2 separate regions of the Homo sapiens genome follow, and region 2 is linked to region 1. A link is a loop called in an ENCODE intact Hi-C map of the cell type or tissue named here. Cell type or tissue: B cell. All regions are shown on one strand. Each heading gives the region's core, and the rest is flanking DNA. Links, peaks and the distances in the headings are about the cores only.

The links. Peaks named below come from ENCODE experiments on the same cell type or tissue, not always from the same donor. Only the 100,000 strongest peaks of a DNase experiment are listed, where the experiment ranks them.
Region 2: a loop joins it to region 1, with 21 times the contacts of the local background. A loop is called at or near these places in 10 of 110 quality-filtered maps.

The regions. Positions count from the first base shown.
Region 1 is chr3:67,034,142-67,040,700 of GRCh38, reverse strand. No RefSeq gene overlaps it. Among named protein-coding and RNA genes, the nearest start is that of KBTBD8, 39 kb to the right of the region's middle. In B cell, for the core only: no CTCF peak of the experiment used is centred there; a DNase peak (open chromatin) is centred at 2,890.
Region 2 is chr3:66,934,875-66,941,433 of GRCh38, reverse strand. The region is part of intron 1 of LOC105377144 (a long non-coding RNA gene); the gene reads left to right. Among named protein-coding and RNA genes, the nearest start is that of KBTBD8, 60 kb to the left of the region's middle. In B cell, for the core only: CTCF peaks have their summits at 2,673 and 2,879 (motif pointing left); a DNase peak (open chromatin) is centred at 2,883; H3K27me3 peaks cover 351 bases.

The DNA of each region.
Region 1 (6,559 bases), core at 1,007-6,006:
CTTTTTCATTACACACAGCTGAAGTGCAGGGCTGTGTGGTCAAAATTCTTACACAAGAGCCGGACCACACCCTGTAGCCTTTTTGTTCAAACAATTTGACCTTACTGTTTTAGGCTGGCCATCATGTCTCCGCGCGGTGGCTGCCACTGCCCTAATACTTTTAGAGGCCCTCAAAATCACAAACTATGCTCAACTCACTCTCTACAGTTCTCATAACTTCCAAAATCTATTTTCTTCCTCACATCTGACACATATACTTTCTGACCCCTCCACTACCTCTCAACAAGCCGAACTCATTGCCTTAACTTGAGCCCTCACTCTTGCAAAAGGACTACACATCAATATTTATACTGACCCTAAATATGCCTTCCATATCCTGCACCACCATGCTGTTATATAGGCAGAAAGAGGTTTCCTCACTATGCAAGGGTCCTCCATCATCAATGCCTCTTTAATAAAAACTCTTCTCAAGGCTGCTTTACTTCCAAAGGAAGTTGGAGTCATTCACTGGAAGAGCCATCAAAAGGCATCAGATCCCATTGCTCAGGGCAATACTTATGCTGATAAGGTAGCTAAAGAAGCAGCTAGCTTTCCAACTTCTGTCCCTCACGACCAGTTTTTCTCCTTCTCATCAGTCACTCCCACCTACTCCCCCACTGAAACTTCCACCTATCAATCTCTTCCCATACAAGGCAAATAGTTCTTAGACCAAGGAAAATATCTCCTTCCAGCCTCACAGGCCCATTCTATTCTGTTGTCATTTCATAGCCTCTTCCATGTAGGTTACAAGCCACTAGCCCATCTCTTAGAACCTCTCATTTCCTTTCCATCGTGGAAATCTATCCTCAAGGAAATCACTTCTCAGTGTTCCATCTGCTATTCTACTCCTCCTCGGGGATTGTTCAGGCCCCCTCCCTTCCCTATACATCAAGCTCAGGGATTTGCCCCTGCCTAGGACTGGCAAATTAATTTTACTCACATGCCCTGAGTCAGGAAACTAAAATGCCTCTTGGTCTGGGTAGAAACTTTCACTGGATGGGTAGAGGCCTTTCCCACAGGGTCTGAGAAGGCCACCACGGTCATTTCTTCCCTTCTGTCAGAAATAATTCCTCAGTTTGGCCTTCCCACCTCTATACAGTCCAATAACGGACAGGCCTTTACTAGTCAAATCACCCAAGCAGTTTTTCAGGCTCTTGGTATTCAGTGGAACCTTCAGACCCCTTACGGTCCTCAGTCTTCAGGAAAGGTAAAATGGACTAATGGTCTTTTAAAAACACACCTCACCAAGTTCAGTTTCCAACTTAGAAAGGACTGGACAATACTTTTACCACTTGCCCTTCTCAGAACTTGGGTCTGCCCTCAGGATGCTACGAGGGTACAGCGCATTTGAGCTCCTGTATGGACACTCCTCTTTTTTAGGCCCCAGTCTCATTCCAGACACCAGCCCAACTTGGACTGCACCCCAAAAACTTGTCATCCCTACTGTCTTCTGTCTAGTCATACTCCTATTCACTGTTCTCAACTACTCATAAATGTCCTGCTCTTGTTTACACTGCCTGTTTACACTGTTTCTCCAAGCCATCACAGCTAATATCGCCTGGTGCTATTCCTAAACTGCCACTCTTAAAGTGGATAGATGATCTTTGCTGACAGGGTACACTCCAATACTTTCATCCAATGAAGTCCTATTCTTTACTTTTATACTCACTCTTATTCTCATTCCCATTCTTATGCCACCCTCTACCTCTCCCCAGCTGTCTCCACCACACTATCAATCTCACTCACTGTCTCCTAGCTGTTTCTAATCCTTCTTTAAAAAACAATTGCTGGCTTTGCATTTCTCTTTCCTCCAAAATCGCCAAAGCCTCAACTTACTCACTGCTAAAAAAAGGGGACTCTGTAGATTTTTAAATGAAAAGTGTTGTTTTACCTAAATCAGTCTGGCCTGGTATATGACAACATAAAAAAAACTCAAGGATAGAGCCCAAAAACTTGCCAACCAAGCAAGTAATTACACTGAACCCCCTTGGGCACTCTCTAATTGGGTGTCCTGGGTCCTCTCAATTCTTAGTCCTTTAATACCTGTTTTTCTCCTTCTCTTATTCAGACCTTGTGTCTTTCATTTAGTCTCTCAATTCATCCAAAACTGTATCCAGGCCATCACCAATCATTCTAAATGACAAATGCTCCTTCTAATAACCCCACAATATCACCCCTTACCACAAAATCTTCCTTCAGCTTAATCTCTCCCACTCTAGGTTCCCATGTCGCCCCTAATCCCGCTTGAAGCAACCCTGAGAAACATCACCCTTTCTCTCTCTATACCACCCCCCAAAAATTTTCACTGCCCCAACACTTCAATACTATTTTATGTTATTTTTCTTATTAATATAAGAAGACAGGAATGTCAGGCCTCTGAGCCCAAGCTCAGCCATCGTATCCCCTGTGACCTGCACATATACATCCAGATGGCCTGAAGCAAGTGAAGAATCATAAAAGAAGTGAAAATTGCCAGTTCCTGCCTTATCTCATGACATTCCACCATTGTGATTTATTTTTGCCCCAACTTAACTGAGCGATTATTCTTGTGAAATTCCTTCTTCTGGCTCAGAAGCTCCCCCACTGATCACCTTGTGACCCTCGCCCCTGCCTGAAAGAGAAAAACCTTCTTTGACTGTAATTTTCCATTACCCACCCAAATCCTATAAAATGGCCCCAACCCTATCTCCCTTTGCTGACTCTCTTTTCAGACTCAGCCCGCCTGCACCCAGGTGATTAGAAAGCTTTATTGCTCACAGAAAGCCTGTTTGATGGTCTCTTCACACAGACGCACGTGACATATACAAGCAACTATAAATATGTATTCTTAATGTCCTCCTTTTTATACACAAGGTGGCATACTAAGACAATATTTTACACTTTGCTGTTTTCACTCCATAACATATCTAGGAGTTCTTCCTATGTCAATACATACGAAACTCTCATTTTTTTTTTGATAGCAGCATAGCATTCCATTATATGAATCAAACATGGTTTATCAACTAACTGGTCCCTACAAATGACATTTAAAGTGTTTCTTTTTTTTTTTTTTTTTTTTTTTTTTTTTGCTATTTCAAATATTGCTTTGGTGTAGTTTATAGTTTGGTATAGTTTATATGTTTAGTACGAGTGAACTGTTGACCCATAATTTAAGGTCTTCTACTCCTTGATTCCAACCTATTTTGTGCTCCTTCCTACCCCAAGTTTGACTTCTCATCATTTCCTCTAAACAACTCCATATTTTGACTTAGCTTATGTTGCTTTTAGCCATGAAAAAATTGTTAAAATCATTATATATACCTTTGGTTTTATGGCTTCTGAGCTTCTAAGATCATAAAGGAATATTCTTATTTATTCTTCTAATGTTTTTATGATTTCACTTTTTACATTGATATTTTTGATCCACTTGGAGTTTATTCTGTAGATTGGAATTCTGTATTCTATAGATACAGTTTTTTTTCTAGATAGCTAGCCAGTTGTCCCAGTACCATTTAGTGACTAATTCATATTTTTTTCCATTGACCTAAGATGGCTTCTTTATAATATGGCATGTGTTTTGGTCTATTTCTGCACTGTCCTGTTCCATTGGATTCCCTGTCTAGTCTTGAACTGCTACTATAGTGTTTAAGCTATTGAAACACTTAGGTGTAATTTGCTATCTGATGGGGCTAGTCCCATCTATCAGCTTTCCTTTTTTAGAATTTTTATTTTTGAATATTCTCATTTATTTTTTCATACAAATTTTTATGTAGTTTTTCCAGTAAAAATGAAAGAAAACAATATTTTATTGACATAATAACATATTAAATTTTGAATTAACATAGGAAAATTGATGTCTTTCTATTTAGTCTTCTTGATCTAAGAACATAATAGTACATATTTCCATTAATTTGATTCTTTTTTTAGTCTGTTGACAGCATTTTGAAGTGTTCTTCATCTAAATCTTGCATGTTTCATAAGTTCATTTCCTTTTATCTTTTCGGCTGCTACTGTAAACAGGAATTTTCCTTCTATTATATCTTTTGTATTTTTTTTTCATCTCTAGACTTTCAAGTCATAATACAATTGATTATTTTCAGGTTTTCAGGAATGAAAGAAGAAATAGATAACCTGCAACACATTTCCGCATTTATGGTGGAAACAGGCTTTTACAATAGTGTAAAATCTGAGGCATCACCTCATAGAAAATATCAAATCTTAATCAGAAGTCCTTACATAGGAGTTGGTAAAAGGAACCACTTCGGTAGTTGGATTCATCAATTCTCAGACCTTTCCCACAACCCACATCATACCAGTAACATTATCCTTCCTGCTGCTAAATGTATCCAACTATTGCAAACTGACTTTTCTCAGAATTCACTGGTAGCAATTAAGGATGTTTCTGTTTAATATTTAATTTTAAGACTTATTTTTACTTAAGGTATAGTTTATATGTTTAGTACGAGTAAACTATTGACCCATAATTTAAGGTCTTCTACTCCTTGACTCCAACCTACTTTGTCCTCCTTCCTACCCCAAGTTTGACTTCTCATCATTTCTCTAAACACCTTCATCTGAAATGCATCCCCCAACTTCATCTCCACCAACCAAAATTTGATCTGTAACTCGAAGCCCAGCTAAAATTGTTCTACCTCTCATAGTTCTAATTGACTAGCTCTTTCACATTCCTAATTAAAACTGACCCTTCTCTTTCTCTCTCTCTCTCTCTCTCTCTCTCTCTGAATGTCCATGCCATTTTACCTGTAGGTTTCTCTGGTAGGAAGAATGCTCCTGAAAGATGTCCACATCTTAATCCTTGAGGCCTATGAGCATATTATGCTGCATGGTAAATGGCTACAGACCTAAGATGGAAGGAATATCTTGGGTTATGCAGGTTGGCCGAATTTAATCATATAAGCCCTTAAAAGCAGAGAACTTTCTCAAGCTGGTGTCAGGGATATGTGGCAGAACATGAAGTCAGAGAGACGGGAAGCATGAGAGCTCTCCCTGCCATTGCGGGTCTGAAGGTGGAGCCAGTCACATAAAAAGCATGAGAGGGAAATGAGTTCTGCAAGTAAGCAAGAAGCTCCTAAGAGGACCCTGAGTGCCAGGGGAGAACTGCAGCCCCCACTGATACCTCGATTTTGACTTATTTTATTTTATTTTATTTTACTTTATTTTATTTTTTGAGGCAGGGTCTTACTCTGTTGCCCAGGTTGGAGTAGAGTGGCACAATCACAGCTCACTGCAGCCATGACTTCCTGGGCTCAACCAATCCTTCCTTCTCAGCCCTCAGTAGCTGCAACTACAGGCATGTGTCACTGCACCCAGCTAACTTTTAAACATTTTTTTTTTTGTAGATACATGGTCTCCCTATGTTGCCCCAGCTGGTCTTGAACTCCTGGGATCAAGCAATCCTCCTGCCTTGGCCTTCCAAAGTGCTGGGATTACAGGCATGAGCCACTGCACCTGGCCTATGACTAATATTTATAGTACACAAAATCCCAATATAATGGAATCAGGTTCAAGTGGTTCAGATTACTAGAAATCACAGTGAGAATTGGAGGTAAAGCTGACACAGATTCTCTGAACAGAACTAGCAAGTGAGAAAAATGATAGGGCACACTGGCAAATCAAGAAGTAGAATTGAGTTAATGGTGATGGCATCAAAATAGATAGAAACCTTTATATAAGCATGCATTAAGCCCTTCAAAGAACTGAAGAGGGTGTGTGTGTGTGTGCACACATATGTGTGTGTATGTGTGTGTGCATGTGTGTCTGTATAAGATGCGGGTGTTTGGGGGCAGTTTCGTCATGACTAAGACCATTGGGACATCTGCAGTCAAAGAAGGTAAAGGGAATCCAAAGTCTGGTACTTGATTGTAGAACAAAAAAACTGTGATGAACTCAAGCACGTATCAGTTCACCCTTTCTTCCAATTTGCAAGACACGGAGCCTATAATCAATCACTATTTTTAGAGAAAGTAATGATTAGATGGAAAGGAATCAGCAGAAAGCACATGGTTTACAGAATTGTTTCTCACAGAGGTTATTGTAACCAGAGCAACACATTGTCTTCATTATGGGTCATAAAAAAATTGCTCATTTCCCTAGACTTTTTTTGCTGTGATGCAACATTATTTATATTTTACAAGTTGACGTAAATGGTATCTTGATGAGCATTTTTGGAAAGAGTTGCTCCTTGATTAAGAAATGCTAAGCTTTCTCTGATTGATTCTAAATTATGCTATACTTTTTTTTTTTTGGCAAATGTCTATTGTTATAAATCTGGCCATTAGATATTTCTAGGAACATCAGTATCAAGTGAGAAGCCACTGTATCTCTCTAGGGTCTGTGAGCCTCTGAAGTTAAATACTTGGGAGTATAAGTGCATATTTCTGTAAAAAAAATAAAAATAAAAATAAAAATAAAAAGAGGCCATAGTGTCATCAGATGTTCAAAAGAGTCTGGAACTAAGTTTTTTTTTAAATTAGGAAACCCTTTGCTCTGAATGTACAAGCTTAGTTATTTATTTCAGGTT
Region 2 (6,559 bases), core at 922-5,921, 99 kb after region 1:
ATTTAGCTCAAAAATTTTTGTTGAATACCAGCCCATGACCAGTGTTAGGTGGCAAATAAGTAAGATGACATCCCCCAAAATAAGTGTGATGAGAATCCTATCTACTAAGAGAGACTCAAATGATGACTTAATAAATATGGAATCCCAAAAGTCCATAAAAACTAAATTATCAGGGCTATCATTATAAAGAAATCATCTTACTTAAAACTAATCTGTACTTCTTATAAAGCAAATTATGTAACCCTTGTATTTGTGAGTTGTTATGCTGATTTATTTTCAGGTCAAAATGTCGGGAAAAGGTTAAGTATGTAAGATTTTTTTGGAAGTTGTCTCCTCTTTATTCCTGTTCCTGCGACACTTTGCCCACACTTTAGCTATTGTACTTATCATATTGCACTGTAATTATTTGTTAAATAAATGTTTTAAATTATTTATCCAGTCTCCCCCACCAGACACTGAACTTCTCCAGGCCAGAGTCTGTGTTTCTTCTTTATGTTCATCTTTGTGTTGTAGAGAACAAGACATAAGATGTTTTCCTCCTTCACTGCTAGGTTCATGGCTGAGACTTCTACAAAAAAAAAAAAAAATACATATGAGCAAGTTTTATATGACGTGAGAGTTTTCAGAAATGAAGAACCAAAGAAACAGGAAAACTTGTGTATTTTTATACTTAGGTTTAATGAAGAGTAGACAGCCATACAGAAGTATGATTGGACAAAGGTATGATCTAATCGGAATTAACTGGGGGCAACTTGTAAGGCCTATTTGTTCAGATTCTTCTTGGCATCTCTATGTCTTCATTCCTTCCTCCAGATACAGGAAAGATGTCTCTGGAATGAGGGTCTTATGACCTACTTTAAAGAAAGATCAGATAATTCTTTTACGACCTGCTTCAGAGGAGAACTTTGGGAGGAGGTCAAAGAGAACTTCCTGCTTCTGCTTTTTTCTGAAACATCAAGAGGCCATATTTTGGAATGGCATGTCCTAAACTCTGTCCGTATCGATAGTATCTAGTACCGTACTTGGCACAAAAGAGGGCTCACTGAATTTTTATCAAATACATACTTCAAATGTTCTGTGCAGTTTCTGAGTTCCTATCTATCAGTAAGAGTTCAAATCATAATTCAGCTCTTTCTCACTACAAGGACAGATTCAAAATGCAAAGATTGTTTTCCCACTTCTTAAACCTGGATTAGGCTTTTGAATAAGAATTTGTTGGTTTATGTGTGTTGCATAGAATTATCGTACGTGAAAATAGAATTTTCCTCTGACAATATCTTCATATATTCAAAATGCAATGTCGATCTTACATCCATTTTATGTTTTCCTTGTGGTTCTTTTCTCATCTCTTTCTCAGCGTCCCATATGTATAATAATAGAAATCTTTTCTTATTCACCTTCATATGGCTTCCTGAAGCTTCACTGCCTTTAGGAGTACATTTATATTCAGAGGCTCCAATGGTAAATAATTTCAGCAGGATGAGGCTCTTTAGTCCTATTTTGTATCTAAACGGCATGCTCAACACTATCTTCAGCTATCTCTTGAGAATCCAATTTCCTAAGGTTATATGCCTGCAACTGAGTGGAAATTTTCAAAACCTAGAGTTCAAAGTTAAGTAGCAAATTCAAACAAAGCCCAAACAATCCAGCCTGAGACTGATTTGTGTGGCCATAAACAGCAACAAAATCTTCCAGTGGCTATCAATATACTAACTGTGATTATGGGTTAGCAAATTCATCCCACTCCTCTGGCTCTAAGCATTTGGAGGCTAAAACAGAATTTTTAGAGAATGTAACAGTCCTCACAACTAAAGCAACCAAAGAATGATAGCAGATATCCATGCAACTATTAGGTATCAAAACTGTAGGACACAATATTAGGAGAAATTAAGTTGCAATTCAAAACTCTGTTACTGAGACAGTACAGCTAATAGGGGAAACTTTGAGTCACTAGCTGCTAGCTAACTTGACCAACATGCCAAGGTCAGCTGTTGTTGTTGTTTTAACCTAAACCATTCTATTGTCCGTGAAATATGGAGATGAGGAAATAATCATGATTTCTTTTTTGGTAAATATATTGGAAATTTTTTTTAATGAAGTATGTAAAACACCCTTATGCTGCTGATTTCCTGAATTTTCTAGCTAAGAGCTCATTCTAAAGTTACTAACTGATCAAGGCACTTTGTATAATTTCTTAGAAGCACTCTCACTACCTACTGGATTTTAAAAATACTTTTTTGGAGAATCATACCTTTTTTCCTTGTGTTCTTAGGAAGCATATCTGCACGACTGTCTGTCATAGCTGAGGGACCTATAAGCTTTTTATTATCCACATCACTCTTAGGGATTATTAATCAATTCTCATGCATATGTTTTGTTGAAAACTCTCAGTGCTATAATGATAATGGGTTAATGGAGATGCTTATTTCTGGGTCATGCATAAAGTTAGAGCCAACACTGTCTGCCCTCCAGAGTAATCTTTGCAGATAAATACAGAAATTGTATGCCACAAGAAGCCAGTTTTCATTCCTGAAAATCCAGGATGAGATGTAAACCAAATGAATGTAAATGAATCCACTAATATCAACTTTCTCCAGTCCTACACCCCCTAGCCAACCCTTAAACTACAAACAAAACGGAGGCAAGAAAATAAAAACTCAGATAAAATAAATATTTAATAAGGAGATTGCATCAGAAGTTTGAACCATCTATATAATTAGAGATAGAAGAAAATATGCCATTGCTATAGTTCTTACCCTAGACATTACGGGTCTCGTTAGCTATTTCTCTCTGAAAGGAGCTTGACTTTAACTGTGCACAGCCCAAAGTCTTAGTTGGTCTTCTCGGCTCAAATGCTCCTGTGGAAAGGACTCTGCTGCCCTCTACTGTCAATAAAAACAGAAGCCACAAACAGAACTGACTTCAGCATCTGTGCATGAGACAATTGGAGTCCCAGCTCCCAGGAAGGCTAGACAAGTCAACATCCCTTCCTAGGGAGAAGGCCCTTGAAAGGATCCTTAAGCTGCAAGCGAATCCTCAACTTAGCTGCCAGATGCAGTCCCAATGTGGAGGTGCTAAGGCAGGTTTTGAAATTCCAAGGCCAAGAGATGAAACAGTCCATCAAAGTGGACTTTTTTTTTTTTTTTCTAATTGGTTATTCATTCATTACCCAAAAGGTTGGTTACAGGAAAACACAAAAATCTACTCCATTCATCTCTTCATTTATTTCCACTATAATATAAAGAGGGCATTGACAGAGACAGAGGACATGATACCAGTTTGTTTTTTGTTAGTTTGTTTAAACCTTAGCTCACTGCAGCCTCGAACCCCTGGGCTCAAGCAATCCTCCAGCCTCAGCCTCTGATGACAAATGTGCACCACTCCACCCGTCCCCAATTTAACTGCTCCAAAGAAAAATAAAGCACAAGAAAGATAGAGACACTGTCTACATAGATTGGATAGGGGATGTTCCTCTGAAGAGATCAAGAAGGAAAGGAATAAATAATCCTGAGAAAGGACATTCCTGGCAGAGGAAGAGCAACTGCAAAGGCCCTGTGTTAGGAACACGTTGGGGCTGTTTTAGGAAGAGTAAAGTTGGTAACTGAAGTGTAGTGACTGGGAAAGTAAGAATGAGGCTGGAAAAGGTCAAATTATGTCCAATAGACATATACTATGAGTCACATATACAATTTTAAACTTTCTAGTAGCCACATTTTAAAAAGTAAAAAGAAATCAGTGACATTAATTTTAATAACACATTTTATTTAACCCAATATATCCAAAATGGTTGTCATATGAATATGTAGCCAATATAAGAAATACTAATGAGGTAGTTTACTTTTTTTCTGTACTAAATCTTTCAAATTTGCAATGTATCTTACACTTATAGCACACCTCAGTTTGACCACTTGCAAAGCGCTCGACAGTCAAATGTAGCTATGGTTACATTTTTTAAAAAAAATTTTTGTCCTAGGTGCAGTTGAATATTTCAGTTCTTTTGTAGTTTAAGTCAATTTTATTACACTGTTAAAACAAACTAAACATGGCCTCCGTACTTCTATGTTTGAGTCCTTGTGGACAAACTGCAACCTAACTTAATAGATAGACAAGATTGAAACTCTAACTTATCAGTATGCTCCTCTAACAATTGCTGAGTCTTGGCCAATCCCAGCAGCCGTACTTCAACCACTCATACACTGCTGAGTGTTCAAACTGTGATCAAATAAGGCAAATCCTAAGCTGTAACCAATCCAGCTGTTTCTGTACCTCACCTCCAATTTCTGTTCGTCACTTCCGTTTTTCTTGTCTGTAAATTTGTTCTGACCACGAGGCATCCCTGGAGTCTCTCTGAATCTGCTGTGATTCTGGGGGCTGCCCGATTCACAAATCAATCATTGCTCAATTAAACTCCTTTAAATGTAATTTGGCTGAAGTTTTTCTTTTAACAACACATACTTTGGAAGTGACTCTTAGTGGTGATCACCAAATGATTTCAATTGAATTTTAGTGAAGAATAAATGAGCAAGAGACCAAGCAGCTCAAAGGAGGCTCCAGCTGGGCACGGTGGCTCACTCCTGTAATCCCAGCACTTTGGGAGGCTGAGGCAGGCAGATCACGAAGTCAGGAGTTTGAGACCAGCCTGGCCAACATAGTGAAACCCCATCTCTACTAAAAATACAAAAAATTAGCTGGGCATGGTGGCAGGCGCCTGTCATTCCAACTACTTGGGAGGCTGAGGCAGAAGAATCACTTGAACCGGGGAGGCAGAGGCTGCAGTGAGCCGAGGTTGCGCCACTGCACTCCAGCCCGGGCAACAGTGTGAGACTCCTTCTCAAAAAAAAAAAAAAAAAAAGGAGGGGAGGCTCCAAGTTCACTTGCAGTCAGCAAGTTGGGTTTTGTTTTACTTTGGGGAATAAAGTGAGTGGAGTTAAGTTAAATATGACCTTGGAAGGTCTAGATAGGAATTAATTCCACCTAGAGCTTAGTAGAGGGCATTTATGGAATGCTGAGGGGAGGGGGCCGGAGGTCAAATGTGAATGAGTGGGGTCCCCACCAACATGGACACAACACAAACACTGCTGCCCCTGCTTCAGCCAGCCCCATTCTCAGAGGCTGTGCGGTGCAGTCGTTAGGAGCTTGTGTGCCGGAACCTGATTCCTGGCTTTGACACTCAACAGCTATGTGACCTCAAGCAGCGTTCTCCAGCTTTTGTGCCTCAATTTTCTCATTTGCAATGCAAAGTAGCTGTGAGGATTAAGTGAATTAATGTCAAGTGTTCAGAACAGTGCCCGGTGTTTAATCAATGTGCAATAATGTTAGCTCTTCCTGTGGAGTATCTGTTGTCCACCACTGTAAAATCTTCTGGGGCCTACCTCTCAACCCAACCACCACTTGGTGACGATCCTACTGAAGGCTTCAGTAGGCTTTACCCAGGTACACTTGCACAGCCTTCCACTTGGGCCAGAGCCCTGTACCTTTTGCTTTCAGTCTTGTGGCTCTGTAGAAGCCACAGCATGGGATACCCTCGGGAACCGGCTTGGCACTCACAGTTTCTCATGCTAGAAATACAAAGGATTTAATCCAATAGACCATCTTTGACCTAGTGGAAAAGGAGACAAAAGACAAATGTCTCCCCTTGTGCCAGTAGATAGGCAGTTCTGAAGTGGGTTTTATGAGGTTCTCAGAAGGTCCAGTGGTATTAAGCACCAATTACCTACAGATGAGGCCAACACCTTGTATAAACTTTCCTTCCTTCCTGTTTCTCTCCTGCTATCCTGTACTTCTGCTTTCTGGGATCACATTCCCAAATAAACTACATGGAATCCAGCCTTCATCTCAGGCTCTGCTTTCAGAGGAACCCAAGATAAGACACTGTTTTTTTTTTTTATTTTCTTTGCTGTGTCTTTGAGAAATGCCTGCGCAGTTATTCATATAATATATCCATTACAGTATGGTCTTGTCCCTTTACTTGTCCTTATCTATGGTATCTCCAATTTCATTCCTTTTATTGGTTCCTTCCCTGGTAGTCTACAAACATCTGCAAACTCTCTGTGTCCTACAGAGACCTTCTCCATGAAGTCACAGCCCAGTTTCTTGAAAGAGGAGCCTGCACTCACTGCCTTCAGTGCTCATTCACTCCATCACCCACTGTGGTCTGGCATCCTTTGCCTCTGAAGCCATTCTTGTGATTGACCTGTTAAGTTACAATTCCAGTTACCTTAGAAGAAGTAAAGTAGAACTGCCAAGCTGTGGCAGGCAAGTTATTCAATATTGTGGAATGTATTCTGCAGAGAGCTTTGTGAATGACAGTAATAAATATGGTAACATTAATTAACATGTAATGAGCACTTATAATAGTCTAGGAATGATACTAAGTGCTTTACATGCATTCTTATTTAATCTTCAAAACAAGCCCATGAAGCATGAATTATTATTATTCCCACTTTGTAGTTGAGAAAATAGATTGAGAGTAAATCATCTGAAAACACACAGCTAGCTAGTGCAGAGCCAGGACTTAAATCTGGGTCTGTCTCCTGAGATGCTAAGCGCTTACTGAGCT